Regions from separate parts of the Mus musculus genome. Here region 2 is linked to region 1. Evidence: chromatin loops called from intact Hi-C (ENCODE). Cell type or tissue: left cerebral cortex. All regions are shown on one strand. Each heading gives the region's core, and the rest is flanking DNA. Links, peaks and the distances in the headings are about the cores only.

Region 1 (15,365 bases), core at 5,031-13,030:
TTTCCGGGTCACCATCAGCTTTTTTTTTTTTAAGATTTATTTATTTATTTTATGTATATGAGTACACTGTAGCTGTACAGATGGTTGTGAGCCTTCATGTAGTTGTTGGGAATTGAATCTGTAGAACCTCTGCTCGCTCCCATCGGCCCCACTTGCTTGCTCCAGTAAATCCCACTCTCTCAGTCCCTGTTAGCTCCAGCTCAAAGATTTATTATTATAAATAAGTACACTGTTGCTGTCTTCAGACACACCAGAAGAGGGCGTCAGATCTCATTATGGGTGGTTGTGAGCCACCATGTGATTGCTGGGATTTGAACCCAGGACCTTCAGAAGAGCAGTCAGTGCTCTTACCCGCTGAGCCATCTCGCCAGCCCCCCACCATCAGCTTCTACCTCATGACAGGACCAAAGCCATGAGGCATGAATGAAACTTGGGATGCCATGAATCAAGCTTTCTTCACTATGAGCCATTCTCTCAAGCGTTCTGCTTTCTTATGGAGCCTCCTGAAGAGACGCACACTGCTCTAGGACTGAAACTGGAGCAGCTGAAATCTCTCTCAGGTAGGAAAGAAGGGCATGGTTAGGAGTGCTTTTCCAGAGAAGACAGTAGAAGGATGGACAGACCCAGGGAGGCAATAAAGTAGCCCAGGCTGGAAGGTAGTAATGGAAAGATTCACTTGATAATGAAACAACCCTTCCTCGTGCCGTTACTGTAGTGGGTGGCATGGTGGAAGTCCCAGATCAGGGTGACACCTTTGACCAGGCCATTTGCTTCCACCTAAGTCAGTTTGTCCCAAGGATTCCCTGTGTTTGAAAATAACTGCCCAGATTAATTTCTCTATCAGTTCCAGAGGCCAGAGATGTGAAGACAGGCTTTGTCCACGTGCAGGGCAGAAGGTAGAGCTGGGAAGCTTGACCCCAGCTCAGCAGTCAGCCTCCAGAGTCTGGCCCCAGGCCAGGCCTAACCACACCCCAGCATCTCACCAGGAGAATTTAGACAGACCCTCTCTAGCGCTTTCTCCCATGTGACTAAAAACCTTATCATCCTTAAAGTTGTAAAATCACCAAACTTTGACCTTATTAAAGTCACATTGCTCTGGTCTTGGCAACCCTAACGGGATTTTACAGGTTGGCCTCTACTAGAGTCCTTGACCAGCCCAAGGTCTGGCAGGGTCCATGACGGATGACCTCTGCCTTCAGGGATGGCAGCCCACCCACATTCTCAGCCTCCCATGCCCATCCAGTACCAGGGTCACCGTGGCCTTCCATAAAGGCCTTCTGTTTTGTTACTCATGGAAACGGAGACAGTTCCAGGATCCTGGGCTCTGGGGAGGCACATGAGTATCCTCCCGGCAGTAGCAGCTGACGGTATTTTCTTCTGGATTAATGAAGCACAGTGGAGCATTCAGCGGCTTTGTAATGATTAATATGTCAACTCGGTTTCACGGGAGACGCAAGCAGGAAAGTGAAATTTGAACTGAGGAGGAGGACCAGCAGAGCCAAGGAAAGAACAAAGGGAGAAGCAGCAGCAGTGGGGGCGGGGTGGGGGTACCATGTCACCAGGCTGAGCCCCAAGCTGAGAAAAGGGACCGAGGTCTTCTGCTGCTGTAGAGAAGATTCTGGAACAGCGCTTAATCTTCCACATACTCGGGTGTGAAAGATGTGGACCCCACGGGGATTGAGTTTTCCCCTCTCCCAAGGGGGCAGAAATCGCACAATAGTTTTGCTTTAAGTGTTGAGGTGCAGAGCCCCTAGCTCTCCAAAACCAAAGACAAAGCTGCTCCCAGCTGGTGATTCTTAGGCCATGTCACCCCTGTCAGTAACCCCTCTTTAACACTTTCTAGCGAAGTTGGGAAGGTGGCAATGGCATCCTCTGCTGAGCCCTGTGGGACCCAGTCCTTAGGCTGTAGAGGAGGAGGTCCCCTCAGCCACTCCAGGATATTCATGTGCCATACAAGGCACTCTGCATGCAGTATGTGAAGGTACAATAGAGCCACAAGACATGGGTGTACTGAGAGACTGGTGACAAACTGCCATTAGGAAAGACACTAGTGATGGAAACAAATCTTTGAAACCAAACCAAGCCTTTCCTGCTAAATATTACTCTCCAGCTATGATACATGTTCTGTGCAACCAACAAATGGGTCTGTGTGACTCCCACCATCTACTGAAATTCAAGGGTCCTAGATTTCATCTTCTCCTTACTCTAAGCCTCTAGTCATGGGCCAGAACTCCACGAGCTCACTTGTGGACATATGCTTCTCTAATCAGAATGAAAAATTCAAGTTCCACATGCCCTTAAATGACCTGTCATGGGAAATTGCACAAAGATTATTAACATGCCCTAGTTTGTGTGATGTGCAGAGGAAAGGATTGGCCAATTCCTGAAATTTCTTTTTTTTTTTAAATAATTTTTAATTATTTATTTAATATACATAAATACACTGGAGCTGTCTTCAAACACACAGAAGAGGGTGATAGATCCCATCACAGATGGTTGTGAGCCACCATGTGGTTGCTGGGAATCGAACTCAGGACCTCTGGAAGAGCAGCCAGTGCTCTTAACCTCTGAGCCATCTTTCCAGCCCCCTGAAATTTATTTCTGATTATAATTTTTTAACATTTCATTTTGAAACAATTTCAAGTACACAAAAGATTGCAAAAGATTTACAAGAATCACAATATCTAAAGAGTAAAAATAAAATGAACATCAATAGATGAATGAGATGATGAATAGAGAACATGGCAGATTCACAATGGGATATGGCTCAGGTTTCAGTGTGCTGACATGTTCTGACACATGCCACAACATAAAGACATTAACATAAGCAAAAAAACGTCAGCCACGAGGTTCCTAGAAGAGGCCAGATCAAAAAGAGAGAAAACTGTTAGGAGTTAGACAGAGAAACAGGATTTAATGATTATGAACTTTCAATATGGAGGGATTAAAAGGTTCTGGAGATGGTTCATCATAGTCTTTATTTTAAAATAATCTGGAGATATTATTGCCACCCACCCATGTCAGTTGGCTTCCCTTTACTGTAACAAAATGCCCAAGACAATCATAAGAAGAGAAGGTTGGTTTTGTTCCACAGCTGTGAGGAGCCAAGGATACCCTAAGTAATGTGTATCATGGACACAGGCTCAGCGATGCCAAGGACACTCCGCCTCAGACCAGGCTAGTCTTCCTCTGGTTCAAGTGTGAGTGCATACAACCCATTGACCAGTGTGTGAAAACTAGGAGCAGCAGTTTCCTCCTCCAGATGACTGCAGCCTCAGACTGGTCCCCCCCTCCCCCCGGAAAGACCTCCGACCAGGCCAGCTGACCTCTCTTCCTGTGCTGTACATAAATAAAAAATAAAAATAAAAGTAAGGCTCTGCGTTCTTGGGCCTGGTTAGTATGCTCCATCAGATCGAACATGGCCCATCTGATCCCAGCTTTTCTGTATGTGTGTCTGTTCGTCCTTTATTTCCTCACCACCCCCTCAGGTTTCCAAGACCAAGCTAGGCTGGGCACAGTGCAGGGCATCAGAGCTTCCTTCAAGAGACCAGTCCACTTCGTCCCATGGCTTTGGAACTGTGGAGAGATAGAACATGAGGAGCGTGTATGGCAAGAGGCTGCACAGGAGGCTGGAGAGGTGGCTCAGTGGTTAGGAACACTGGCTGCTCTTCTGGAGAACCTGAGTTCTGTCCCCAACATTCATGTGGTGACCCACAACCCTCTGTAACTCCAGTTCCAGGGGCTCCACTACTCTCTGGCCTCTACTAGCATCAGGCAAAAACACATGTACACATAAAAATAAATAAATAAAATAAGGAAAAAACCTATTCACCTCATAGTAACCAGGAAACAGAGAAATAGGAGAGGGCCAGGGTCCCAGAATCCCTTCTGATGACACACCTCAGTAACCTAACTTCCTTACATTAAGCTCCACCCCCCCAAAGGTTTTTCCAAGTCCCAGTAGTGTCACAGGCTTGGGACCAAGCCTTCATCACATAGGCCTTTAGGGGAATGTTCAAGAGTCAATTGATGGTGCTATGCATGTAGAACTGACTAAAAAGGCAAGTTTTATATTCTGTGTATTTAGCATAGACATGCAAAAGTACAGAGAAGTCCCTGTACATCTTTCACCCAACCCCTCAAATAAATACAAATACAAATACAAATACAAAACTATAGCGTGCTATGCAAATCAGGAAAAGATGTTGCTGTAGTCCACAGCTCACTCTGACCTAGCCAGTCTTACACGTACACACTCCGTGTACACATCACATTCCTCTCTATGAATGCTCGGTTGTCTGAGACTTTATCACCTGTTTAGCAGTGGGTGACCACACTCAAGATCCACAGCTGTTGGGACCATCACAGCGCCAGCTGCCCATAGCCACACCCAGCCCCTCTCTACAATCCCTAATTGCTAAGAGGATTCTCATTCTTTATCTCCAGATGAATTTGAGCATTTTAAAAATATAACAGAACAAGGCCATAAAGTATGTGGCTTTTTGAGACTGGCTTTCCTTGTTCAACAGAATTGCCAAGTTGCTGAATATAATAAGTATATGTCAATATTTTGTCTTTTTTTATTGTTAAATTGTATTCGATGAGATGGATGCAAATTTTTAATTAGATTATTATGTCCAAAATTAGCTTCAAAATTTAATTTTCTGCCCACATTAATGCCACTGGTAAAGAAACTTGATTCCACATGGCCACTGCAGGAGTGACTGTCCCAGAGAGTCACCGGCGCGTCCTGACTCCCACCCACACAACCTTTGCCTGTGCCTCTGGTTGTTTCCCTGAAGAAAAGAGTGCCAAGGGGCAAGCAGTCCTCACTGTAGACTTTCACCTGTGAGGATCCCACGGACAGGCAGCGCAATAGGATGGGAACCTGTTTAGGCAACGGTTTCTACTATCCTGAAACCCCACGTCACCCCCAGTACTCAGTGTAGAGCAACTGCCTGGCATGCACAGTACAGGCCTGGGGATCAGTCCCCAGCATTTGTGTTTGGAACAAGACACTTTCTAATTCTCAGAACTGGGTTTATATATTTCCACCACACATTACAGTACGAGTCTCATTGTGCTGGGACTTAGCTGTGTCCCTTTCTGTGCCCAGCACCCAGTGAACTCTGTTGCAGGGGGTGGTGGTATTGAAGCAGGCAGGACAGAAGGGGGCAGGGCTTAGAAAGATGAGTAAATCCAGGCAGCAAGACTTCCTATCAATTAAAAGCCTGTTCCCTCCCTCATGGACAGCTGGAGCCTAGAGTCCTCCGGACAGGAGCAATGCAGCCTTTCCCTCCTGCTCCTCACTACCACCCTGCACAGCTCCCCCCGCAGACCCAGAGAACCCCATGTTCTGAGTAGTGTGGGGTTTCTGGTTTCTTACTGCAAAGCAGGTGGCAGGATAGGTGAAAAGGACAGGCTGGGTCAGGGCAGGGACAGAGGTGGAGAGAGGTAGCTCAGAGGACCCTCAGCCACCTAGAAATGCAACAGCAGAAGGAAGGCCCCATGGGCCATGGTGGTGCACGCCTGCCATCCCAGCATGAAAGGCGCTGAGACAACAGGATTGAAACTATGAAGTAAATAGCTAGATCCTGTCTATACAAGAGAGAGGAGGGAGGGAGGGAGGGAGGGCTACAGAGACAGAGATTGAACACTCCACATACCATAGTACACACCTGTAATCTCAGCTCTTGGGAAGCAGAAGTCGGAGGATCATGATAAGTTCCAGACCAGCCTAGGCTGTAGAGTAAAATTCTGTCTCAATAATAACAATAATAATAATAATTTAATTAAAATTACCCTCCCCCCAATCAGAGCAGGGGCTGGAGAGATGGCTCGTCAGTTAAGAAGTTGTGGTGATTGTCAGGAAGACCTGAGTTCCATTCCCAGCACTGGGGAGCTTACAACAACTTGTAACTCCAGCTCCAGGGGTCTGATAGCCTCTTCTGAACTCTGTGGGTACCTGCACTTACATGTGCACGTAGACAGACACATAAACACACAATTAAAAATAAACATTTTGGGGCTGGAGCGGTTAAGAGCACTGACTGCTCTTCCGAAGGTCCTGAGTTCAAATCCCAGCAACCACATGGTGGCTCTCTGCCATCTATAATGGGATCTGATGCCCTCTTCTGGTGTGTCTGAAGACTGTTACAGCGTACTTACATATAATAAATTAATTAATAAAATAAATAAACATTTTAAAATGGTAGAGCAGCAAGCATTGTGACACGTGCCTTTAATCCCAGAACTTGGGAGGCAGAGGTCGGCAGGTCTCTGAATTCAAGGCCAGCCAGGTCTACATAGTGAGTTCTAGAACAGGCAGGGGTGTATAGAGACCCTGTCTCAAACCAAACCAAACAAGAAAACTGCAGGGGTTCTTGGGACCTTTCCTTCCATCCTCCACCATACATTAGCTTCCCAGCTTGTGACTGGGCCATGGGCAGCTCGAGAAACTTGTGTTTCTAGTCAATAGATGGGGGCTCATAGGGTAGATGTATAGGTGGGTCCATAGGATATATACGGTGTTAGTACCAACGATGTCTCCATACCTATGTGGCACCTTCCAGGTGTCCTTCATGAAGCTTTGGTGGAGCAGCAGACAATATGGCAATGGAGCAAAAGACCTCTGGCACCAGTAAGGGCTGTCATTGTCCCATTGAGATTTTGAAGATTGCATCCTGGCCGAATTGTCAACCTAAAGTTTGGTGTATTTGGCAAGAAGTCCTTTCTACAGATCTAGCTTTTCTTCAACACATTTAATACCCCTTGGCCACTATCTTGTAGACAAAATATTCCATGCTTCTGTGTGTGTGTGTATGTGTGTGGGTATATGTATGTGGCACGGGTTGGGTGTGGGTGTGGATCCATGATGCAGGTATGTGTGGAGCCAGAGGCCAATGTTGGGTATTTTACTCTGATACTCTCCAACTTCTTTTGGGGGACAGGGTCTCTAACTAAACCCGAAGCTCACTGATTTGACAAGACTGTCACATGAGCTTCAGGGACCCTCCCGTTTTCACCTCCTCAGAGCTGGGTGGTTCCATGCCTGGCTGTTTATGTGGATGCTGGAGGATCTAACTCAGGTTCTCAGGCTTGCTAGGTGAGCACTGCCTGAGCCATGGTCCCAGGCCCCTGGGGCCTTTGTACTTCTTATTTTTTAAAAAAAATCACAGAGCTCTTAGTCTCCAAGGCAGGTTCCAGCAAACCCAGTGCTGGTCAGAAAACCAGAATCAGCAGGATGTTACCTGCAGAGTCAATTTTTATCCAGAACAGGGCTTTGCCTGTATTAACTCGTCTCCAGTGGAATGAAATACGAGCACTGCATACTTTGATGTGAAGAGGTTGGCTGTCCAGAAGGTTGAAGCCAGAAGCCCATGGAAAGTCTATTTCTAAATACTTATCAACTCTTTCCTGGTGGGTGACAGATCTGACAACCCACTTGGAATGTGTCACGACTGTCCCTGACTCGGCAGGACGTGACCCTCTTCTCATCTTTCAAAGTTTCAGGGGCACCATTTGGCAGTGGCTTCTCCAACCGCCCGCTACTCTCCAGCTAGGGAAGGGACCAGTGGGACTGAACAAACACTTGTGACGGGAGGGAGCCTGAGCTCCTAGGGACTGGCACAAGCCCAGGATGGCCACCAGTGTGAGTGCCAGGAAAAGCTAACTGAGATAAGGCCGGAGACTAGATAAGGACAGTCTGTACAGAACGTGAGCCCTGGCGCACCGCTGCCCTTCCTCCTGACACGCAGAGCAAAGAATCCTGTGCTTGGGTCTTGGTTTCAGAAAAGCTGCCTGCCTTCGTGCAACGTCACAGCTGTAGTTCGTCTCCAGGACAAGGTGGGCACTGAGAGGAAAAGGAAGTGGTGGACAGGGGGAGAGGGTACCAGAGTGACAGAAGCTGACATGTCACACCACACCAGGACTGAGTCCCCTCCTCCATTCCTCAGTGGCTGAGGAGGTTCCAACCTGCCTTGCCGTCCCCACCTCCCAATACCTTGCCTCTGTGAGTGGCTGCACTCTCCCCTGGAACAGAGAGTCCTCTGTGGTGAGCTAAATGGCCAATGGACTTTGTACAAGATCCAGGCTGCATATGTGGGATGGAGAGGGAGGTCAAGATAGGGAAGGGGGAATCATACTGTTCCAGGTTCCCTCTCCTGCGTTTGGACCCTGACCTCTGGGGACAAAAGGGGGGGGGGGAGGGGGCAAGTTTTGAAAATGGAATGACATCCAATCCTGTCTGTAGACTTGGGCCAGTCCTGACCTCGCCTAGACATTTCTCTTCCATGGCCATGCCTACAGCAAAAGCTACAATGTCCCTGTCAGGCAGATGCTATTCAAGGGCTGAAACACATACACACACACACACACACACACACAGAGTCCATTTGCCCAGTAGGGTTGAGCAGGAGAAAGAATTTTGCTTATTTAGTCCAGACGGTCCAGGGCAAACAAAACAACTGGGTACCCCAGCAGAAAATGAACCCCAGAGGATGAATGAGATGTGTCGATGACAGCAGGTGAGAAAGAGAACTGCCTTCCAGAAGCCTGGAGACCCGTGCTGCATTCAGCTCTCTTCTTGACCACACTGGGTGCCTGTGATGGTGTGTGTGTGTGTGTGTGTCCGCTATTTGCTTCAGTGACTCTCATTCTGTCAGGGTTCTGGGACCTGTCTTTCAGGCTCTGGGAGGTGAAGGTCAGCTAAGGACAGGCTGATTAGCTTGCCCTGTGGGGCCTTTCTCTTGGTGACACAGCCTCTGGCTCAGAACAAAGGCCCCTCATTAGGCGGAGATGCACATCTTTGACCACGAGAGTGCTGCCACCTGCTGTCCGCATGGTTGTGCTCCTTCCTGGAGTCCTGCACAGTCTGCCTTGCCCCTCCCCCCCATCCCATTACAATGGGACCCTTGAGAGGTACAAGGAAGAGCCCTGGAAGGCTGACAATCTGGGGCCAGAACACAGCTTGTCAAGGCCTTGGGGTCCCAGAATTCGGACCCAGACTGGCCCTCTTCTCGACTGTGAAGTCTCTGGGCCCGGATCCACCAGAGCCTGCTACACCACTGCCAATTATTACGTATAAAGGATTTTTACAGGTTGCGGTGTCAGCTTGAAATGGGTCTCAGCAGCAGTATTTACATGATGGAAACTGGCAAATGCCCCAAGTCAGAGCTTTCCCCAACTCCCAAACCACTCCAGCTCATTCGTCAAACACTGCAAGAAGCCCTGTCAACCTTCCAACAGGCTGAAGCCTGGGAGGCTGGGTGGTAGAAGGGCCTGCATGCACAAGGCCCTCAGCTGACCCCAGGACAAGATGGAAAATGGCACCCCTGTTGGCAGGGGTGATCTTAGACAACCGCCAAGTGTGGGACTCCTATCATAGGAAATGCAGAGATCCATCCTGATAGGAGAGCGGCAACATCCATCCTGATAAGAGGGAGCTCACAAGGAAGGAACTGCTCCAGGGTCCTTAAGAATCAACTCCTGTGGAGTTGAGGGCTGTGGAACAGGGGGAACTGGTGTGGGAAGCCGCCCCCACATTCGCCGTTACAAGATGGCGCTGACAGCTGTGTTCTAAGTGGTAAACAAATAATCTGCGCATGTGCCAAAGGTAGTTCTCCACCCCATGTGCTCTGCCTTCCCCGTGACTACAACTCGGCCATGGGCTGCAGCCAATCAGGGAGTGATACGTCCTAGGCGAAGGATAACTCTCCTTAAGAGGGAGGGGGTTTCGCTTTCGCTTTGGGGCTTTGGGGCTTGGGGCTTGCTTTCTTGCTCCTAAAGATGTAAACAATAGAGCTCTTGCTCTGCGCTCTGGCGCTCTGGCGCTCTGGCGCTCTGGCTCCTAAAGATGTAAGCAATGGGAGGCTTGCACTCTTGCTCCTGAAGATGTAAGCAATAAAGTTTTGCCGCAGAAGATTCTGGTTTGTTGTGTTCTTCCTGGCCGGTCGTGAGAACGCGTGTAAGAAACTGGAGTGACAATTCTCCCGCATACTAACTGCCACTGGGCAGATGGCCTCACCCTTCCAGCTCCCAGGTCCCCCACCTTGTGTGCTCGCAGCCAAGTGATGCATTGAAGGGCTAAGACATCATTACCAGGCCCGAAGCAAGCACTTAGAACCTGTTAGATGTTCTCACTCATTGACTGGAGCCTCAGAAGCTCTGTAAACAGAGCCTGCCAACTCCCTCCAAAAACCAGTGTCATGCCTGGTGTAGTGGCACATGCCTTTAATCCCAGCACTGCAGAGGCAGAAAGAACTCAGAGTTTGAGGTCAGACTGGTCTACATAGCAAGTTCCAGAACAGACAAGACTATGCTGCGAGACCCTGTCTCTAAACAATGACAAAAATAAAGATCAAGCCAGTTGCCACCTGTAAATGTTTGCCCTGGCCCCACACTTGGCTGTTCTTTCTGTAGCCATCATCCTCCATTCCCTCAGTCGGGACTTGGAACAAGGCATCCTTCAGGGCACAGGGATCACACGCTATGCCGCATCGTGAATTGAAAAACCATTAAGGAGCTAAACAGTACAAACCTCAGAGGCAACCCGAAAGATTTTCTGTATAGAGGCCATTAGTCACTTACAAGGTCCAGCTCACAAAAGGCAGTGCACACATCCAATTTCAACTTCAAGAACCAGTGTCCCTACTTTTGATTAGAGATGGGGAGCCTCACTGTGAAGTCCAAGCTGACCTTGAACTCACAGTGTTCCTACCTTGATTACAGGTGTGTACAATACCCAGCTTTGCCTTAGATTCTATTGCCCCCAGTTGGAAGAGCAATTACATCAGGTAGGACCAGATTGCCTAGGATCCAGGGAAACAGAGAGGAGTGTCCATCCAGGAGGATGAGCCAAGGGGACATAAAGGTCATGAGCTCTCCTACAAGAGAGGACGACTTTGTTGTGCACTGAAGAACTGGAGAACTGTCTATAGGCCACAGTGGCCTCGAGTCTGTAAATCTCCCGCCTCCAAGACTCTGCACTCACACCTCAGTGTTTGGATGAGTGACTGGAACTTTAGGGAGCTGAGACCTGTGGAAGATGATGTCTTGTGGACACAAACGTTTCTCTTCTGAGACAGTTTGGATGAGTGTCTGTCCCCATTTCTCTGTGCTTTGTTACAGAGACTTAAGACTGGATGAATTTGGTGCCAGAGAGAGAAGACTGAAGCATGAACAGCATCGACAGTTATTTCTCGCCCATGTCAATAAAGTCAGGAGCTCAACAGGGTGGACCAGACGTAGGAAAGCTTCCTTCACTGTGAACCAGCATTCTATGGCTCCCTCATTCCAGGCACGAAGTTTTACCTCATGGTTCAAGATAGCTATGGAGCTCCAGCCATCGGAGTCTGCCTTCTAGTCTATGGAAATACTCGTTTCTAGACATCAGGTCATGGCCATATGTAGCTATGTGTCTTCATGTAGGTATAAGAAATACAAGTAGGATGCATATGCCTGGCTAAGATTTAAGGGTTCTCTTAGAGAGTAAAGCAGACAGGAGGAGGTCAGTTCCTCTAAGCCAGCTCACAACTCCCTCAGGAACCTCTGCACAACAGTGTCCCACCCCAAAGCAGGATAAACCATTCACCAAGCCTAATGTGGGAAGGCTTCTAGGTCCCAACTGCAGCATCTTCCCTGCCTTGGGCTGACCACTCTGCTGCCCCTTCCTTCTAATTCTTGCCACCATCCATGATTGGCAAAATACTGTGGTAAACAACTTAATATTCAGAAGTTAACGTTCAGGTGTGAGCAGCTGACCTGTTGCTTTGCTCTGTGGTAAGGCTTGGTAGAGGAAAACTACTTACTTCAGAAGTGCCAGGAAGAAATGCACAGAGAACCAACCAGAGGAAGAGGGAGGGAGACAGAAGAAGGGTTGTGTGGGGAAGGTAGAGAACAAGAGAGGAAAATGAGAGGGGAGAGAGACTGGGGTAGAGGAGCCCAAGGGTTCATTGAGGGAAATGCTATACTTTACAAAGGCTCACCCCCAGAGACCCACTCCCTCCAAATGGGTCCCACCTCCCAACAGTCTATTTAGCTATGACTCATCAAGAGATTAATTAACTAATTGATAAGATTGTACCCGAAAGATCTGATTACTTCATGGTATTGCTACAAGCTAGGGATTAAGCCTCCAATCCATTATCCTGTTTTAAGGATTTATTGTGTGTGTGTGTGTGTGTGTGTGTGTGTTTATATGTGCGTGCCTACAAATACCCAGTAAGGCAAGAAAATGGCATGGGATACCCTGGAGCTGGGATTCAGGTGTCTGTGAGAGGCCTAATATTCGTGCTGAGAACTAAACTTAGGTCATCTGCGAGAGCAGTACTTGTTCTTAACAACTGAGACCACTGTCCTAATACACACACATGCCATTTTGAGTGGCCCTTTCATATCCAAATTAAATGGTCTCTCCACTGAACATGATGGCCCCTTAGCCTCATGGACTAGAGGCCTGGATTTTCTGTAGTGCTGTCCCCTGGATTTTTCCCACTTCACACATGATGTACATTACTCTCCCAGGACCCGGCTCCCATCACTATGCGGCTCTGGTGGAGACTGCCAGTTCATGCCCCCAAGTCCAAGGTCCTGGAATCCTGGAGACACTGACTCTGCCTCTGCCCAAGGTTCATAGCTCAGCTCAGCTCCACTTGAAGCTCGGCCAAAGGAACACTTGTTCTTACCAGTGGCTTTCACTGCATCTCTACTCTGTGCCTCTGCCCTGGGCTCGGCACATTCTCTTCCTTTGGCAAAAACTCCGAAGAAGTCTACCCACCTCACAAGGCTCAGCAGCAAAGCTTCCTCCTCCCGGAAGCTGCATTTTGTTTTTCTTGGGGCGGGATGGTAAGAACTTCTTTGTTCCCCACGAGGAGAAGGCAAGCTTCCCCAGAGCAGGCTGCACCGGCTTATCCGCAGCATCTGTAATAGCACTGTTAGCGCCAGCCTCCTCGGGGGCTCAGAGAACATCTGAAGAACAGAGTGCAGAGTGAAGCCAGGGCGCCATAGGAAAAAACCAGAAACAAATGTCAAACAGCCTTGAATTGTGCATGGCTCGTGGATGATCTGCTGGGTATGCTGGAACTCATAAAGTTGGCTAGGCTGTTTACAGCTTGTGGGAACAAGCATTTGAGCTCCTTTTGAATATACAAATGTAGGGTCTGCCAACAGGAGTCCCTCCTGGGCTTGTGTTTGGGGGAGATGGGAAGCTGAGAGGTATGGAGTTGGTACTGATAAAGATTGCTGTCTTCTCTCAGGACTTACTTTTTAAATCTTGTTTTCCTTTTTGAAAGAACCAGGTTGGGATTATAGCTCAGTTAATAACATACTCGACTTACATAAGTGTAGCCTTGGGTTCAATCTCCAGCAGCACGTACGCAAGGTGGCATGTGCCTGTAATCCTAGAACGTAGGAGATGGAGTCTGGAAGGTCAGAAATTTAATATCATGCTTGATTACTTACTGAGTGAGCCAAAGGCCAGCCTTGGGCTACACAAGATGCTGTCTTGAAACAGAGAGAAAAGAAGGAAGGAGGAAGGAAGGAAGGAAGGAAGGAAGGAAGGAAGGAAGGAAGGAAGGGAGGGAGGGAGGGAGGGAGGGAGGGAGGGAGGGAGGAAGGGAGGGAGGGAAGGAGAGAGGGAAGGGGAAGAAGGGAGGGGGTGGGAAAGCAGGAGATAGAAAGGAGAGGAGGAGGAAGAGGAAGAGGAGGAAGAAGAGGAAGAGGAGGAGGAGGAGGAGGAGGAGGAGGGGGAGGGGGAGGGGGAGGGGGAGGAGGAGGTCCCGATAGGTAGCCTGGCTCTGTCTCTCACATGCAAGGTTCACAGCTATGCAGTTATAGTTATGTCTCACCTTTACGTATTTCTCTCTAAGGCTTTGTGTTTGAGCAGCCAAGAAAATTAGAGCTCGGAATGGTGGAAATATTCCAATTCAGTGATGGAGACAAATCACTTTTCAGATGTGGACCCTCAGTCTCGGAGAAGGAAGATTGGACAAGGTCATATCCCAAGGTCACAGATAGAGGAGCATGGACTCACGAGTCCTGGTTACCAGCTGACCTCTTCTCCCCCTGCTACACAGCTATCCAGGAAGGCATCACCCCCACAGAGATCACATCTCGTCCTGGGAGCTAGATCATAACAGTCACACACAGACGTACATGCTGCAGAGCTCTGCTTTGTGTCTGTGGTAATAAATGGCATGTTTCCACACTAGAAGAAGGAAGACATGCAGTCAGACCACAGAGTTGAGCTTTTGCCCCGTCTGGTCACTCCTGCTTGCTCTCGGGAGGGAACCCAAGAGTGTTCCTGGTTACCCTTTGGGACCAAAGACTCTAACAGCTCCAGTCTCCCTCAGACTTGCAAGGGCTAGATTGGAAGGGAAGAGATAAGATCTTAGGGGTTCAAAGGCCCTTTGTGTGGAGGTCAGAGGCAGGATATTAGTTTATACCACTCATAGTAGGGTCCTACTCTCTTGAGTTGCAAGGTCAAGGCCTGGGGCGAAATGTCCATGGAAGGGAATAGGAAGCCAAGTCCGACTCTGTGTTCATTCCGGGCCACTTTCACCTCCCTCTGCTGAAGGTCATGACTACAGCTCGGTTCTCCAGTGACTCACTCCAGGAAAATGACATGTGACAAGAACCTGGCTGTCATGGGACCGCTTGCCAAGGGTGCCAGGACAGTGGTGGCATTGTTCAGGAGAGGCTCAGGAAATCAAACATCCGGAGACAGTATGCACCGTCAACTCTCCCACAGTCTGGGAGAGAACAGATTCCCCGTCCATTGACCAGTCTGTGTATTTACTTGTAAAGGGCACATGGATCCTTATCCCCTTAGGTCTCAAGTGTGACATTTCCAACGCACTAAGACAGGTAGGAGGGACCGTTACCTTTGGAGGTGTTTTGCCTGATGTCACTTGTGAGTCTATCCTCCCCACAGCCCTTGAGATAAGCATTTATCACCACATCTTATTTTGTAGCTGGGGAAATATAAATACCCAGAAGTGAAAGCGCTCGTCTGGCCACTGAACGTCTGGCCACTGAAGATGCCATCCTGCGTCCATGTTGACAGGCAAACACACGCCCAGTGTCAGGAAAGCTCTGCCCTTTCCTGCTGGTGACTGGCTTCCTCCTAGAGTGCTGGCCCTAGCCATTGCTGAATGCTTGCCCTTTTGAATCTGTCTCTCCCACACACATCTTCTCTTTGCCCTCTTTTGTTTATCTGCCCTTCAGGCTCTGCTTGAAGCCCACTTTTCTTAAACGAAGACTTGACCAGCCAGTCTCAAGAGAATTCCTGTTTCCCCACCTCCACCTCTATAACTCTCTCTGCTTACACTTCTGACTTACAGCCTTAGATAGTACACAATCCCTATAAA
Region 2 (15,365 bases), core at 2,460-10,459, 65 kb before region 1:
TGAGAGGTTCCATAGTACCCTGCATAGATTAAAAGATGGAAGAAGTGTCCAAGTTGGGTTATATTGGCCAGAGCCCTGTTGAATGAGAGAGGGACAGAGAGGTCACAGGCTGCCACACAGCCTCTGACAAATCCCAACAAGGAAGAGCAGAGCCTCAGGACATTGCCATTTTCTGGGCACCTTGACGCTTTTGTGACCTGACTTGTCAGCTTCTCTCCATTTGGTCAGGGCTTCTGTTCCTGGCTGAGGCACTGAGGTCATCTTCCCACTGCTGTTCATGGCACATAGGAAGGGCGGAGACTACAGAGCTGGCAGGGCATCCTTCCTCCTTTGTTTATCCAGGAGCCCGTAGTCAAGGAAACCTGGTGCCTGTGGGAGGCCACCCGGAGCCTGTGTCTCTGCTGGGGACCATGTGGCAGCCTCTCCAGGCTCCCTCTCTGAAGACCTTTGTCATCTGTCAGGGCTCAGCTGGTCCTCCCTGACTCCATGGTCAGAGACCAAGATCAGGGTCTGAATAAACTGGCTTTGGCCCAGACTGGCAGTGCTTTGTCTGCAAATGCGAAGGCAGGAGAAAAATGCACTTGGGGACTTAAGCACTTTAGGAAAGGAAGAAGGAAAATGTTCAAGGCGCTCTCAGATTGTCAACAGAAAATGCAACCTGATTCCTAGGGAAGCGCAAGGTGGACGGGTTTCCTGCATGAAATGTAGGCTGGCCTCTGGCTCTGGGGCTAGCAATAGAGCTTCTACTGGGTTTTCTTGCCGGGGGGAGGTGGTTGGTTGGTTGTTTTTAATTCTGTGAATGAATCCATGTGGTCAGCTACCTGATGGTTTCCGGGACGGACACTTTGGAGATGTACGCATTCTCTGTCTCCCATTGAATGGTTCCATGTGTGTCTGACTTAGTGCTGATTTCATTTGCAGACCTACATGGTGGTTCTGTGCCTTCCCCTACTCCCTTCTCATCTTTGTGTATGACGAGGTGCGGAAGCTCATTATCAGGCGGCGCCCTGGCGGTAAGTGGGACAGGCAGGGCTGGACTTCCTCCCGTCAGGTCACAGGTACGCGGCCACGGACACAACTGTGCTAAGGTAGAAACACACCGTGGTTTTTAAGACCTTAAAAAGTGCAAGGCAAATGTAGAGAAAGCCTTAACATAAACCTAATAATAATAATATTCTTAGAGAGAGCTAATTAGCTACATCTGAGGTCTCAGATACACATATGCATACATGCGAGCGTGTATACACACACACACACACACACACACGATTATCCTTAGCGAGTCCCTGTCCTGGTTTTTCCCAAAAGAGGACTCACTACCTATGGCTCTCTCTCTCTCTCTCTCAGGCTGGGTGGAGAAGGAAACCTACTACTAGCCCACTGCCCTGCACGCCGTGGAACATTGTGCCACACACTGCACCCACCCCTACCCCCTCTTTGTGTACTTCAAGTCTTGGAGCTCGGAACTCTACCCTGGTAGGAAAGCACCAAAGCATGTGGGGATGCAGACGTCCTGGAATGAAGCATGTAGCTGTAACGGGGGGCGGGGCGGGGGGGAGGGCTGCCTGAGAAACACCGTGTACGGGGACGACAGCGGGCAAGGTTTATACGTGCCTTTTTGTTTTTGTAAAAAAGGAAAACCTGGAAAGACTGAAAGATTACGTTTTATATCTGGATTTTTACAAATAAAGATGGCTATTATAACGGAATTTGCTTTTGAGTCCTTGTCGTTTCTTGTGGCAGAGGTTGAATGTGACAAGCTGTGCGGTGTTTCCAGGTGGATCCCAGGCCGTCAGCTCTGAAGCATCTCCTGGGCCTTGTTAGGAAAGGCAGCCCAGCCCTGACAAGGCTGTCAGCTGCGTTAATAAGCTCCCCAGGTGACTGACACCCACATCTGAGAGCCAGGGGCCAAGAGGAAACTGTTCCCATTCTTCTGGTCCACGAGCTCCCCTGACCCACTTTCCTGGACAGTGCCCTGGTTCCCGCAGCCACCGCCCCACCTGTTCCTTGGCTCTGGGCTTCTTTGAAGAACCCTTCACCTAGGTGAATTCCTGACCTCAGCCAAGGCCTATGCAAATCTCAGTCCCTCAGGCCTTCCTTCCTGCTTGCTCTCCAAATCCAGCCCACTCCAAGTGCCTCAGAGCCCGTTTGTCTAAATGGGAAAGTCTACGTGGCTGTCAGACATGTGTGGTCTGGTACTCCGTCCATAAATCCTTCCCTAAGTTAGTGCCACCAGCAGCAGTTCCAGGAAGTGGTTACAGGCCAGGAGGCCTTGAAAAGATGAAAGGTTCCATGTGCTTCCAGGTCTCGGTGGAGGAGCATGCACTGCAATCAGGGGCCTTCAGTGCTAGGAAGGGCTGTTAACCATGGCTCTCATTGCCTCTCCTGAGGGAAGTATAACGAGCTGTGGTCACCTCTGGTGCCAAATAGTGACCTTCATCCACCAGATGATCTGTGTGTGTGTCTGAGAAGTCTAGCCCATCAATCCTGTTCCTCTGTTGCTCTGACGTGGGTGAGGGGAGCAAATGTCACATGCCCCCTTAATAGCCATCGTTCATCTCCTGCCTTGGGCTCTTTACTGATCAATGCATGCAAACAAGTCATCTTCTACAAGAAGTGTCTCAAAGCAACATCGAAACTGGGAGGAAAGAAGAGCCCCTGGGATTAGAAGGCTCCCACCAAGGCTGAGGAGACTCTAGGGTATCCTCTTGGGGAGACGTCCCAGTGAACTTAGACCACCACAAGCCTGTTTGTCCCAACCATGACACTTTGTTCATTTTCTGTCACTCCTGCGTGTTATCCAGTGACAACACACTATGATGAAGGTCAGGGGTGTTTACAGACAAGGAATTGACTCAGCCTGATACCTTAGGCCCTCCCTGGAAGGACAGCTTGCTGCCAGTCAGAGCCCCTCCACTGTTCTAATCTGGGAAGCACCTCAGAGAGAGGAGGGCTTCTGAGGCTCCACCCCCTTGTCCACCAGGACATTTCTGCCCTTTTCTGTTTAGTGATTGTTCATCATTGGATAAGGGGTAGGTAGTCAAATACTGAATGTAGAAAAAGAAGCTAAGTAGCCAGAGGTTCAGGGCAAGCTATTGCCAAAACCAAGTCTCCTAGTGGCTGGGGCTTCCCACCCTGGTGACTAGGCTCTAACTCCTCCCTACACTAAAGCTGCATGAGCCTATGAGGAATCTCTCTGACCCCTCATAGTAACAGTGCCTAAGATGAGGTCAGTGACCAGCCAACTGTCTGTGCCCTACAGATGCGCATCTGAGCCTGCCCTGACCGCCCTCTTGAGTGCTCCCCAAGGCTTTGGCCTGTACACTGCTTGCTTTACTGGTCCTTGCAGCATTTGAAAGTGAGTCTTGTTGGCCCTGTACATCCTGAGTTCCCACCCCTCCCTGTGGCCATCTCACACTTTCTCTGGGCCATAAATGAGGGCCCCAAGAGAACCATGACTTCTTTCCTTGCTCACTTCCCAATTGGAACACTTATTCCTCCATTCCCCGCCCCCCTCCCTCTTGACAGCAGCCCCCTGAAACCATGTATCTGAAATCAATTGAGCAGACTATCCAGCCATGGTCACTCCTTAGTCCTTCCTGGCCTCAGCAGCACACACGCCACCTGCCATACCACTTCCAGAACACCTCCTGTCCTGCAGCCATCTCGGCTCACTCAAGCCCCTCATTTCTCACGGCTCCTTGCTCCTTGGTCCTCACAAGAATAGCTTCCTGTCCTTCTTTCCCCTGGCTCTGTATTCCTGCTGGGGTCATCTCCACCTTTAATCTGATCGTTCCTCCCTAAATCCACTTGCATCTTGGACATCTTCACGTATTCGGAAATTAGGCGCTTTACCTAAGAGGCAAACCTATTTAAGTACCTGCAAAATGAACAAAATCTGGGCTGTGATGCATCCATCTCCTGTTGCCCAAGCCAAAAACTTGGAACTATAGAGACCTCTAACCATGCTGTGACAATCACCAGGATGTGGGCGCCGACAAGGCAGCCGTGAGCACGGACAAGGCGGCTGAGGTCAGAGGCTTGGTGTTTTCTGATAGCCCAGATTCAAGCACAGCTATTTAGTAATTGAATGACTTCTAACTCATTTTTATATCTATATGTGTGAGTGTGTGTATATGTGTGTATATACTATATAATTATACTATATATCGTAATTATATATATTACATAATTACATATATATATACACATAATTACAGTATATACTATAGAAAATTGCACAATGCCTATGCAGCTATAATTTTTAAGTGTATGCTCATTGGTACCACTGCTTCCCAGGGGGAAGAGCTTAGCCTATCTGATCTGTGCCCAGGTTGCCACCAGCCTGTGACTTAGGGTCCCTCTATCTCAACACTGAAGTTTGAAATCAGAGAGTTGAAGAACAAGCAGGTGTCTAGAACTAGATACAGAGTTAGAGTGGGGGACCATGTCAAAGTCATGAAGAAGTCAAGCTCCTCTAAGAAGTACAGAGGCATCAGTAAGGGCACTGGACCCCGGGCTGACCTGGGTTCCGAAGCATTGTCGTTGATCTGGGTATCTCAGGATCTTATAAGAGTCCCTCTCTCCCCAGTGAGGATGGGATGGCCTGTCAGATCGCTGACTTGTGCCTCATACACAGTTCCCAATGTGTTATGTAGTCACCTTCCACTGTGAACCCTGCTCAGCTCAGTGCCTCACAAAGGACGAGTCATACAGCGGCCAGAACTCCACTCAAAGAGAAGGGCAGAGACCTTACTCAGAGTGCCATGTAGCTCAGAAGGGAAAACAAAGGGCAAATCCGGGAGAGGGCTCACACTTTCCCCCAAACCACTCTGAGTCCCCTGAGGGGTACACACAGCATGCTGTGATGTTCACAGGGGCAGGGCCTCCTGTTGGACACACACACCCTATGGGAAAGGTTCCCTCCCCTGTGCATCTGGAGGTGGGGGCATCTCTGGGTAGGCATCGAGGTATTGGCTCCTCAGCTTTCCGTCTAGGCAATTCACGGGCTCTACAAGCCTCTCTCCCTGACAGGCCATTACACACTCCTCACAAGGTTGCTGCAAAGATCAAATAACCTGCAGAGAGGGCTTGGCAAGTGCCTGGGCCTTCCTAAGAGTTAGATAAAAGTTCCCCCAGCCCCGTTTCACTGAATATAAAACTAGGGAAAGTTTGCTGTTTCTACTTAGTGGAACTCAATACCTACCAATCACATTTATCACAAGCCGGGCAATGGTCTAAGCAAAACAAACAACAACGTGAAGTTCAGAGCTGTGAGGTGACGTGCCCAGTGCCTTGCCACTGACAAGTGACAGAAGGTGACACATCCACCTCCCAACCCATACCCAGGACACTCGGGCATGGCACGTGGGATGCTAATGCTTTGTCTCTAGCATATGAGATGCTTGGAAAGTTTTGACCATGTGGTAGAGAGCCAGGGCTGAAGCCAAGGACCAGAGAAGGGCAGTGCTTTTATGAGGGACAAAGAACAGGGGAGGTTGGAGCTGGCATTAAGACCGGAGCACAGCAAGTTTCTTGGAAACTGAGCACAGCCTGTTGAACAGTTATTCACATGAATTTGCCCCCAGGGCCTGAGTAACCAGGCTGCAACTTGTGTAACCGGGAAGCGTGAAGGCAGGCAGTTATGATCGGAGCAGCTCGGCCTGCCTCTCCCATTGGACCCCAGGGCAGTCAGTCTGGGACAGGCTTTCCCAGAGAAGGTGGCAGATCTGGTTCCTCCTACAGGTTGCAGAGGATAGCTTCTGGGCTTCAGCATTGCAAACTGGTCCCTAGAAGTCAATTTTTGTTCTGTCCTTGCCGAGGCTTGTGATGGTGGGTTTTTGTTTTGTTTTGTTGTTTTTTTAAACACTGTGGATTTCAGACCAGCTTTTCTGAAAGACAGAGGTCCCTTCCTCCTCCCTCTGGCCTGTCCCCTCTGCTCTCCCTTCCCTTCTCTTTCTACACTGGGGCTCTGACTCAGTGCAGTTAATCTGTGTGTAGGAAAGCAGAAATGTCTAAAGAGCCTGCTCAGTATGCGAGGAATCCTTTTATAGTATGAATAATGGCTCCATTAAAAACCTACGGCAAGGTTTAAAACTTTTCCTGGCGTGACAGACAGGAAGGGCATGGGTGCCACCCTGTTGCCCTGGGAACACACACACCCCCACTTACTATAGTAAGAGGCTTCTCTGGGGTGTCTCCCCCACCAGAGCAGACAGCGAAAGCCTCGAAGCCAGCTCTTCACCCCGTGTGTGTGTGTGTGTGTGTGTGTGTGTGTGTGTGTGTGCATGTATGTGTGTGTGTGTGCATCCCCAGGCCATCTGCTTCCATTCCAGAGCACTGGCACCCACAAAGGAGGGAAGCCAACACCCACTGAGCAGCTAATCCTGCCTGCAGCAGGCCGTGGTATTTTGGCCCGTGGTGGTTTATTGTGTCAAATCCCATGGAACTGATGCAAGTGGACCTCCACAGTGAGAAACTCAAGTCTGGAAAGGCTAGTGACTTGAGTAGATGGAAAGTATTGAGTGCTGTCTATAAAACATGTTTTTGACATAGGCTCCGTGGGCATGGATGTAAAAACATCTCAAATCACCATTGGTCATTTTACCCCAGCACGCTCACCCTACATCTGAACTCTCCTACACTCTAACATAGCACCAGTACTTGTAGGTTCTTCCAGCTGAAGATCTGCCCAAGGTGTGCTTGTTCCCAGACAGCAGTGAGGCTGGCAACCAGACAGTCGCTTGCTTAGTAAGTCTCATCCCTGTTCTTCTGTAGCAGCCGGCTGAATCACACTTCCCAACCTCCTGGAGGTTCAGTCAAGGGACTCTTGGAGGCAATGGGATGTGAGCTAGCCTAACACATGCATCTCTCCTCTGCTCAACCACAAGCCCTTAGTGCAGATTTGAATTAAAACGAGCCCCATAGGCTCAGAGGGAGTGAGTGGCATTACTAGGAGGTGTGGCCTTGATGGTGTGGGTGTGGCTTTGTTGAAGGAAGTGTGTCACTGGGGGGAGGGGGCAGACTTTGAGGTTTCAAATGCTCAAGTCACGCCCAGTGGCTGACTCTTCCTGCTGCCTGCCAATTCAGATATAGAACTCTCAGCTACCTCTCCAGCTTGTCTGCTTGCCTACCTGCCTGCCTGCCTGCCTGCCTGCCTGCCTGCCACCATGCTCATCACCATAACAATAATGTGTAGCCACCAGCAGCCAAGAGAACTGGGTTCCTGAAAGGAAAGCTGGGGGTGGTTGGGAAGGATGGACAAGAAAAAAATGAGACCGAGACAAAGTTTCTGATCAAAGCCAGATGCTTAATTCTTAAAGCCGAATATAAAGGGGGGAACCACCCCCCATCCACCACCACCCTCACCACCTCCACCACCCCCACTCCCCCCACCACCCCCACACACACAAGTTGCCCAGATCTTGACAGGAAAACAAGCACAGCTGCTCAGCAGGTAGTGGTTTCTTGCAGGAAGCTGCAGACAAGGCAGGACAATAGACTCCACCCTAGGTGGGCTAGTCCAACTGTGCAAAACAAGGTCTGATTTAGCCCGCTTAAGGGCACAATAATGGACTAAGCCTGTGGACTACAGCCCCAACTAAGTGCCTTTCTTTATAAGAGTTGCTATGGTCATGGTGTCTTTTCACAGCAATAGAAACCCTGCCTAAGACGCCCTTTCACACAAAACAAGTCTCCCTCTGTCTTGAGAGGATCATCTCATATTTCCACGTAACTGTACAAAACATATTATTGTGGCTCATGGTTTCAGGGTTCCAGTTCCCAATTGACTCCATTGCTCTGGGCCAGAGGTCAAGGTGTGTTCTTATCACACAGAGGGAACTGCTTAGTATCAAACCAGCCTTCCTCAGCTGACAAGATACAGATTGAGCTAGATGCAGGGCAACATATACCCCCTGAAAATATATCCTCTGTCACCTATTTCTTCAATTAGGTCCCATGTCTGGAAGTTTTCACCGCCTCTCCAGAACACCACCATATTCCAAATCCATTGGCAGATTAGTTGACTGATGAAGGCAGAGTCCTCGGGTCTGGATCTTAGTGACTGGATCCATCAGCTATGGACCTCATCTTCAACCCCTGTACCTTTAGAATGATGCTTACGTCACAAAACCCAATAGCTGAGTGGTGGGGTAAACAGCGGTGCTCTTTAGCACAGGTTCCTCTTTGACTGTACCCTGAAACCACACAGAGAAATTTAGCCTTGAAAAGTGGAAGCCAGGCATCATACTATTAACACTCCCAAGCCGGGCGGTGGTGGCACACGCCTTTAAAATCCCAGCACTTGGGAGGCAGAGGCAGTCGGATTTCTGAGTTCAAGGCCAGACTGGTCTACAAAGTGAGTTCCAGGACAGCCAGGGCTACACAGAGAAACCCTGTCTCGAAAAAACAAGAAAACAAACAAACTAACTATTAACACTCCCAGGGGACTGCAGCTAATGTAAAGCTAATGTTAAGAGCCTTTGCCTCAAGGCAATGCTCTCAAAACTGTATCTAATCTTCCAGTATCAGCACCAGCTGTGGATTTGCTAGAAAATGTACATTCTTAGCTATGTGTGATGGTGAACACCTGCAATTCCAGAACTTAGGCAGCTGAGGCAGGAGAATTGCATATTTAAAGCTCTCTATCATGAGCTATATAGGAAGTTCAAGATGCAGCCTGTGCTACATCCTGAGACCTTGGCAAGGAAGGGAAGGTGGAAGAGACAGGAAAGGAGAGGGGAGAGTAATGGGAGGGGGGAGGAGGGAGGGAGGCAGGGAGGGAAACTTCCTCTAAGCTCTCCAAGTGAGTCCAGCACTCCTGGAAGTCTGCAAGCCAGCAAACTTCACCTTGGTAACGCAAAACTGGCAAAGGTTGGAATAATTACACGATGGAAATTGTCAAATACCATGGACTGGGCAAAATGGGCTTTCCCCCAGAGCAGCTGTAAAATACCCCCTAGCACACGGATAGGACTGAGCACCAGAAAGTGAAAACGCAGTAGGGTGGCTGCAGCAAGCTATCAAATAAATGCCATGACATGAGACTGCCCAGCCCAGCACTCAGGAACCACTCGACAGCATCCTGTGTGTGCCAAGTCCTGGTACTCAGAGCCTCTGGAAGCTAGGAGACTGGCACTCGGGGAAGCAGAGTGGATGAAATTTCAGATGCATAGTCCATGTACAGAATGGTGTAAGGGGAGCTGTAGAGATGACTCAGCCACTCAGAATACTTGTGGCCCTTACAGAGGACCCAGGTTCAGTTCCCAGCACACATAGGGTAGTTCTTAACCACCTGTAACTCTGGTTCCAGATCTGATGCCTTCTTCTAACCTCTGAGGCACCTGGCATGCACACTATGTGCTATGGCACATGTGCATGAACACCCACTCATAAATAAATAAATAAATAAATAAATAATATATATTTTTAAAATTAGACTTTTTTCAGGGCATGGTAGCACACGCCTTTAATCCTAGCACTTGGAAGACAGACAAAGCCATATCTTTATGACTTTGAGTTCAGATGATTGGTCTACATAATGAGTTTCGGGACAGCCACTTTGTATCCCCTGCCCTACTCCCTATCAAACACATGACCTCTCCTCCTATAATTATTATTATTACATATGTATGCATATGAAATATGGGGATGTGTACGTGAACAACATGCTGGATCTGTTTATTGTTGCCTGTGTCTATCTTCATATGTCCTTAGGCCTGGTCACTTATGGTGAAGCCCATCTCTGGAGAATACTGATTCTCCCTCTTCACAGCCATTGGTACCCATAGCTTGTCACATGGATTAAAGTGGAAATTTCTAGTTTCTTTGGAATCAAATGATGGTTTGTTGGGCCACACAGGAGAAAGGATGTTTTGCTATAGTGGACACATGAAAGGACCTGTGATAAAGGAGTATAAATAGGACCCCACAGACAATGGGAGATGAGCACTGAGCATTCATTTGGTTTGGTCTGCCTCAATATTATTCACTAATAATGACACAAATGTGTTGGTTCACCTTATATAGCATTGTTGAGATCCACTTGTGATAATGTCACCATTGAGAGAAACTCTCCCAAGAACTGCTTGTAGGGTCCCTGCAGCAGCTTGCTGCTTCTGCAGCCTCACCTCAGGCCAGTTGTCAGCCTTTCAGTTTTTTCCGGATTGAACACAGCTGTTGGTTCATGTGTGGTGTCTGCCTGCCTAGAGGACTGCTCTGTAGCTACTGAGTCATATTTGGTGTTTCTATGGGTCTGAACTGCTGAGAAAGAAGATCAAGTTCACCCCCAAAGAACTATTGCTAAACAGGTCTACTTCCCCCGTATCCTAATAACTTTTCTTTTCCACCACCTCTGCTGGGTGGTGGGCAAAAGGAAAGGTTGAACATTTATTAAAAGTAGGTTGCAAAAGACTTGTGCCTACAGTGAATCTTGTGAAAATTTCCCATTCCCATTTCCTTATCAACAGGACTTGGCATTTTGCAGTCTAGCAAACAGTGTATGTGACTATATTGTAAATGAAGAAGGTAAGAAATAATGGGAGAGAAAATAGCAAGCCAGCTTTGAATAAACCAACATGCTTACTAAGTTGGGTATGATTGTGTGGTAATACACTACCCAGAATTTTAACACATGGCAATCTAAGCTACCTTAAAGCATAATTAACTACCTGAGTTCTATTTAAATATTTCTCCCAAAAGAGGGATAGGGTCTGCTGGTCTTGTTTAAATCTATACCACTGGGACTTTTGCCAATTATTCATCAAGTGGTTTAGAAGGCAGGGTATTATTTTACCATGAAAATGGCTCCATTAAGATCCTGTCTTAACAATGTAACTGTGTATGAAATGGGTATAATCATTTGTTTCATTTCATTACTGTGTGTGCTAACTGTGGATACTATATTTTACACTACTGTCATTTCTCAAATCCAGTGGTACCTAATGTGATATCCTTCATGGAAGAATTAGTCGCATTGATCATAACACACTCAGTAAATAAAGATTAATATTCAATAAATGTTGGTAGTGTCTTTGTCATGCTACAGCTAAAGTTCTATTTTCAATAGGCAAAAAAATTAAACAAACAAGCAAAACATAAGAACAAACAAACAAACAAGAAAGAATGGCTTGAGGAGGTGTTTTCAGTCTTGGCCTTTCTACAATTTGAGGAAAAATCTTTGTGGAGGATTCTCCTCTTGTATCCCATGCCATGTTTACCAGAGAGAGAGAGAGAGAGAGAGAGAGAGAGAGAGAGAGAGAGAGAGATGGGGGAGGAGGGAGTTTCACTCTGGCTCACCATTTCAGAGGTTCCATTCCTCCTGAAGCTGGCTCCATGTAGCAAGGCAGTGTTTGTGATGGGAGAGCATAAGAGAACAAAACTGTTCCACCCTTGGCCTCATGGCCACCAAGTCATAGAAAGAGCAGCATGCTCTGCTATGGGGCCTCATCTTCCTTCCTCTTTTATTCCACCTGGGTTCTCAGCCTAGAGGATGATGCCACCCACATTTAGAGCAGTACCCCCAACCCCCACTGGTAACATCCTCACAGACACCCAAAGATGTCTTATTAACAATCTTCTACCCATGTCTCAAGACAGTCAAGTTAAGGTTGACCAGCACATAGCCTCATCTACATTGTGACTGTGAAAATTATCTCTAAACATCACTAGATGTGTTAACATCACCAGATGTGTGCTAGCATCACCAGATGTCTGTTAGAGAACAAAATCACCCTTAACTGAGAACCAGTGATTAAGAAGAGTTTAGAAGCTGCAGGTGCTCGAGTATACCTGTGATGGAAGCACTTGAGACACAGAGGTAGAGGCATCTGGAGTTCAAGGTCATCCTTGAAGGTTGGAGGCCAACCTGGGCTACATGTCTCAAAATGGAAAAGAAATTGGTGGGGAGATTGAAGGGAAGAGACCTTTATTGAACCTCAGCCAATCAGCCCCTTAACAGTTTAGGGAAGCTGTTTGGGTTGGACCATTAATCACTTGGAGACTGTCTTAGTTAGGGTTTTATTGCTGTGAACAGATACCATGACCAAGGTAACTCTTTTTTTTTTTTTTTTTTTAGATTTATTTATTTATTTATTATATGTAAGTACACTGTAGCTGTCTTCAGACGCACCAGAAGAGAGCATCAGATCTCATTACGGGTGGTTGTGAGCCACCATGTGGTTGCTGGGATTTGAACTTCGGACCTTCAGAAGAGCAGTCGGGTGCTCTTACCCACTGAGCCATCTCACCAGCCCCAAGGTAACTCTTAGAAGGACAACATTCAATTGGGCTGGCTTACAGGTTCAGAGATTTCAGTCCATTATCATCAAGGTAGGAGCATGGCAGCAACCAGGCAGGCATGGTGCAGGAGGAGCTGAGAGTTCTACATCTTCATCTGAAGGCTGCTAGTAGAAGACTGGTTTCCAGGCAGCTAGGGTGAGGGTCTTAAGCCTACACCCACAGTGACACACATACTCTAACAAGGCCACATCTCCAAATAGTGCCACTCCCTGGGCCAAGCATATACAAACCATCACAGAGACCACCTGCAGCTATTTGCACTACACTCATCCTTTTCGTTCTCAATGTCTCTGATCATGGCCTCCCTTCTCAGCCACACAACACCCAGAACGTACATCATCAAGCACACTGCTTGGCTTGGGAGTATCCAGGGCTTCTCAACTCCAGTGGCTTCCATCCCTCCCGAAAGACAATAAGGTGCAGTGACTGAGAATACTGGCTCTATGAACTCACTGGATCCTAGCTCTACTTCCATTTGATAGTGTGACTTTAAGATATTTGGCCTCCCTGGGCCTCCGTTCTCTTGTTGGTCAAATGGAGAAAGCACTTCTTCTCCCTGCTTTAGAGCACTATAAGGCGACACAGATAACAAGTGACCAGCATGGACTGTCTCTCACTAAACAGCTCTTACAGAGTACACTTATGTCATAGGCTGTGAACACAGAAGCACAAATCCTGCTACTCAGTATGCTGGGGAAGACAGAGCCACAATCATGCCTCAAGATGATGTGTGGTAATCGTGTGAAAGGCTGCCCCTAAAGGAAGAGCTGAACCGTGTCCTGGGACTGGAAGGAGGCTTCTTGAGAAAAAAAATGGTGGCTTCTGAGAAGCTCCTGCTGGTTGCCTGGTAAATGCACCTCTTCCCCTGGATGCATGCTAGACTGAAGTGGTGGTGGGGAGGGGGAGGGGGGCTTGAAGGAATGTGGGAAGGCCAAATCTTTCTCCAGTTCTTTTTGATATTTTTCTCTATCTTGCCAAACTCCCAGTCTTTTCTTATAACTTATTGGTAGTCTCCCCAACTCCCACAGGGAGAGCTGCTGAGTTTTGGTAGGGATCAAATCCAGGACTGCACACACGCTAAGCAAGCCCTCTAGTGCTGTGCTATGTGTCCTATCATAGCAGATAACCAATTTATCTTTTGATACTTATCTTTTTTAAAAAATGTGTACCTGGGCTGGAGAGATGGCTCAGTGGTTAAAAGCATTGGTTGTTCTTCTAGAGGTTCTGAGTTCAATTCCCAGCAACCATGTGCTGGCTCACAACCATCTCTAATGGGGTCCAATTACAGATATGTGTCTGATGACAGCTACGGTGTACTCACATACATAAAATAAATAAATCTTTTTGAAAAATATATATGTATGTAACACGTGCTTGTGCCTGTATGAAGTTATGTGCATCACATGTGTGTAGATACTCATGGAGGCCAGAAGAGGGCATCAGTGCTCCTGTACTTACAGGCACAAGTGATTTGTTCTTTCTCTCTCTCTCTCTCTCTCTCTCTCTCTCTCTCTCTCTCTCTCTCTCTCTCCCTCCCTCTCTCTCTTTCTCTCTCTCTCCCTCCCTCTCTCTCTCTCTCTTTAAAAAGATTTCTTTATTTTTGTTTTATGTGCATGAGTGTTTTGCCTGAATGTATGTCTGTGATCCACTTGTGTGCAGAGTCACTGAGGCCAAAAGAGGACTTTGAATCCTCTGGAACTGAAGTTACAGATGGTTGAACTGCTCTGTGGGGTCTGGGAGCCCAGCTGGGTCCTCTGTAAGCTCAGTACACACTCTTAACCACTGATCCGTCTCTCTGGCTCCCTTGATGGCTGTTTTGTTTTGTTTTGTTTTGTTTTGTTTTGTTTAATTTCAATGTATTTTTTGCAATATGAACATCTTTCTGTGTTTGTGTGTGGTTTAAATTTTTTTTAATTAAAAACATTTTTGACAGGACTCAGAAACATAGATGATTATATAACAGATATGCAGAGGTTATCATCTATGCTGAATGATCACTGGCATCATGTCTATCTTGCTTCATCTATTTCTGTCTTTCTACCATGACTTCTTTCCGACTTTGTCATTTCACCTATAAACACTTTCATATGCTTCATTCCTTCACAGAAGAGAGCTTGCCTAGCATGCGGGGCCCCGAGTTCAATCCTAAGTACTGAAAGGAAAAACGGAAAATTACTTTTTCGATCATGATGCAGCACTCACGGGACTCTAACAGACACCACCACGCTTACGTTCATTTATCTCTCGTGCCCTCAGTTACACTCCTATTCAAGTCTAGTCTAATCTAATTTCTCTCTGTATTTTAAACATGATGAATATCACCCACTAAACCAAATACATATGCTACTAGCGGTTCATGAGCTATTGTTTGAAAATTAAACTTTAAGTTCCAGACCTCTGTACTGGGGCCTTAGTCAAGTAAGAGAGAGCAGAAGTGGAGGCTGACAAGGGGTGTTTTCTAGGGAAGAAAGCTGCAGAGGCCCACAATGGGCCTGCAGCAATCAGATACTTCCCTCTGTGGAGGGCCTGCACGGAGGGAGGGAGCCCGTGATAAGCTTTTGTGTGCTGGCTTTGTTGCCTCCCATGGCTCTCCTCCCAGAAAACCTTTCTGCTTCTCTTCTCCCAGGATGCCTTTCTGGGGTGCCATTCTGGGAGTGAGGAGACTAGAACTCTTGCTTATCTCGCTTCTGCCTGGACTGTGTGACCCTGGGGGGCCCAGAGACTGCTAATTAGAGATGGCTGGGAAGATTACTGACAGCAGTGCCCAGCTCTAAACTCGATACCCAGTGCCTCAGAGGGCCAGGGCTCACCTTGATAAGTCCCCAAGACAAAGCAAGGGGACAGATTGCTTTCAACAGAGCGTTCAACCTCTGAATACCGTTCTTGTTTAAAGCCCGAGGCTGGGAACATTCCATGGGCTGGCAAGCTTAGTTCTCTTCAAGGTCAGGCCTTCCTCAGCATTTCTCATTAGAGATGTGTCCCACGGCTGGCCCTGATCTTGGCTTTGGGGGCCGTTATATAATTCTTAGGAAGACCTAGAAATGCAAACATATGGTGCCCTCAAT

Evidence for each region. Peaks named below come from ENCODE experiments on the same cell type or tissue, not always from the same donor. Only the 100,000 strongest peaks of a DNase experiment are listed, where the experiment ranks them.
Region 2: it touches region 1 in a loop (2.1-fold over the local background); 7 of 42 quality-filtered maps call a loop at or near these places.

The regions. Positions count from the first base shown.
Region 1 is chr3:101,499,817-101,515,181 of GRCm38, reverse strand. It overlaps Gm40109 (a long non-coding RNA gene), which reads left to right and starts at 7,336. Exons shown (of 2, transcript XR_867517.1): 1 at 7,336-7,845; 2 at 12,523-13,255. It overlaps Gm33162 (a long non-coding RNA gene), which reads left to right. Exons shown (of 5, transcript XR_867519.3): 5 at 3,095-3,627. In left cerebral cortex, for the core only: CTCF peaks have their summits at 6,102 (motif pointing left) and 8,828 (motif pointing left); DNase peaks (open chromatin) are centred at 7,642 and 8,809.
Region 2 is chr3:101,562,567-101,577,931 of GRCm38, reverse strand. Atp1a1 (ATPase, Na+/K+ transporting, alpha 1 polypeptide) reads left to right here. Exons shown (of 23, transcript NM_144900.2): 22 at 922-1,013; 23 at 1,348-1,713. The coding sequence ends at 1,376. Among named protein-coding and RNA genes, the nearest start is that of Gm33162, 33 kb to the right of the region's middle. In left cerebral cortex, for the core only: a CTCF peak has its summit at 5,761; DNase peaks (open chromatin) are centred at 6,098, 6,329, 6,822, 6,970 and 2 more places.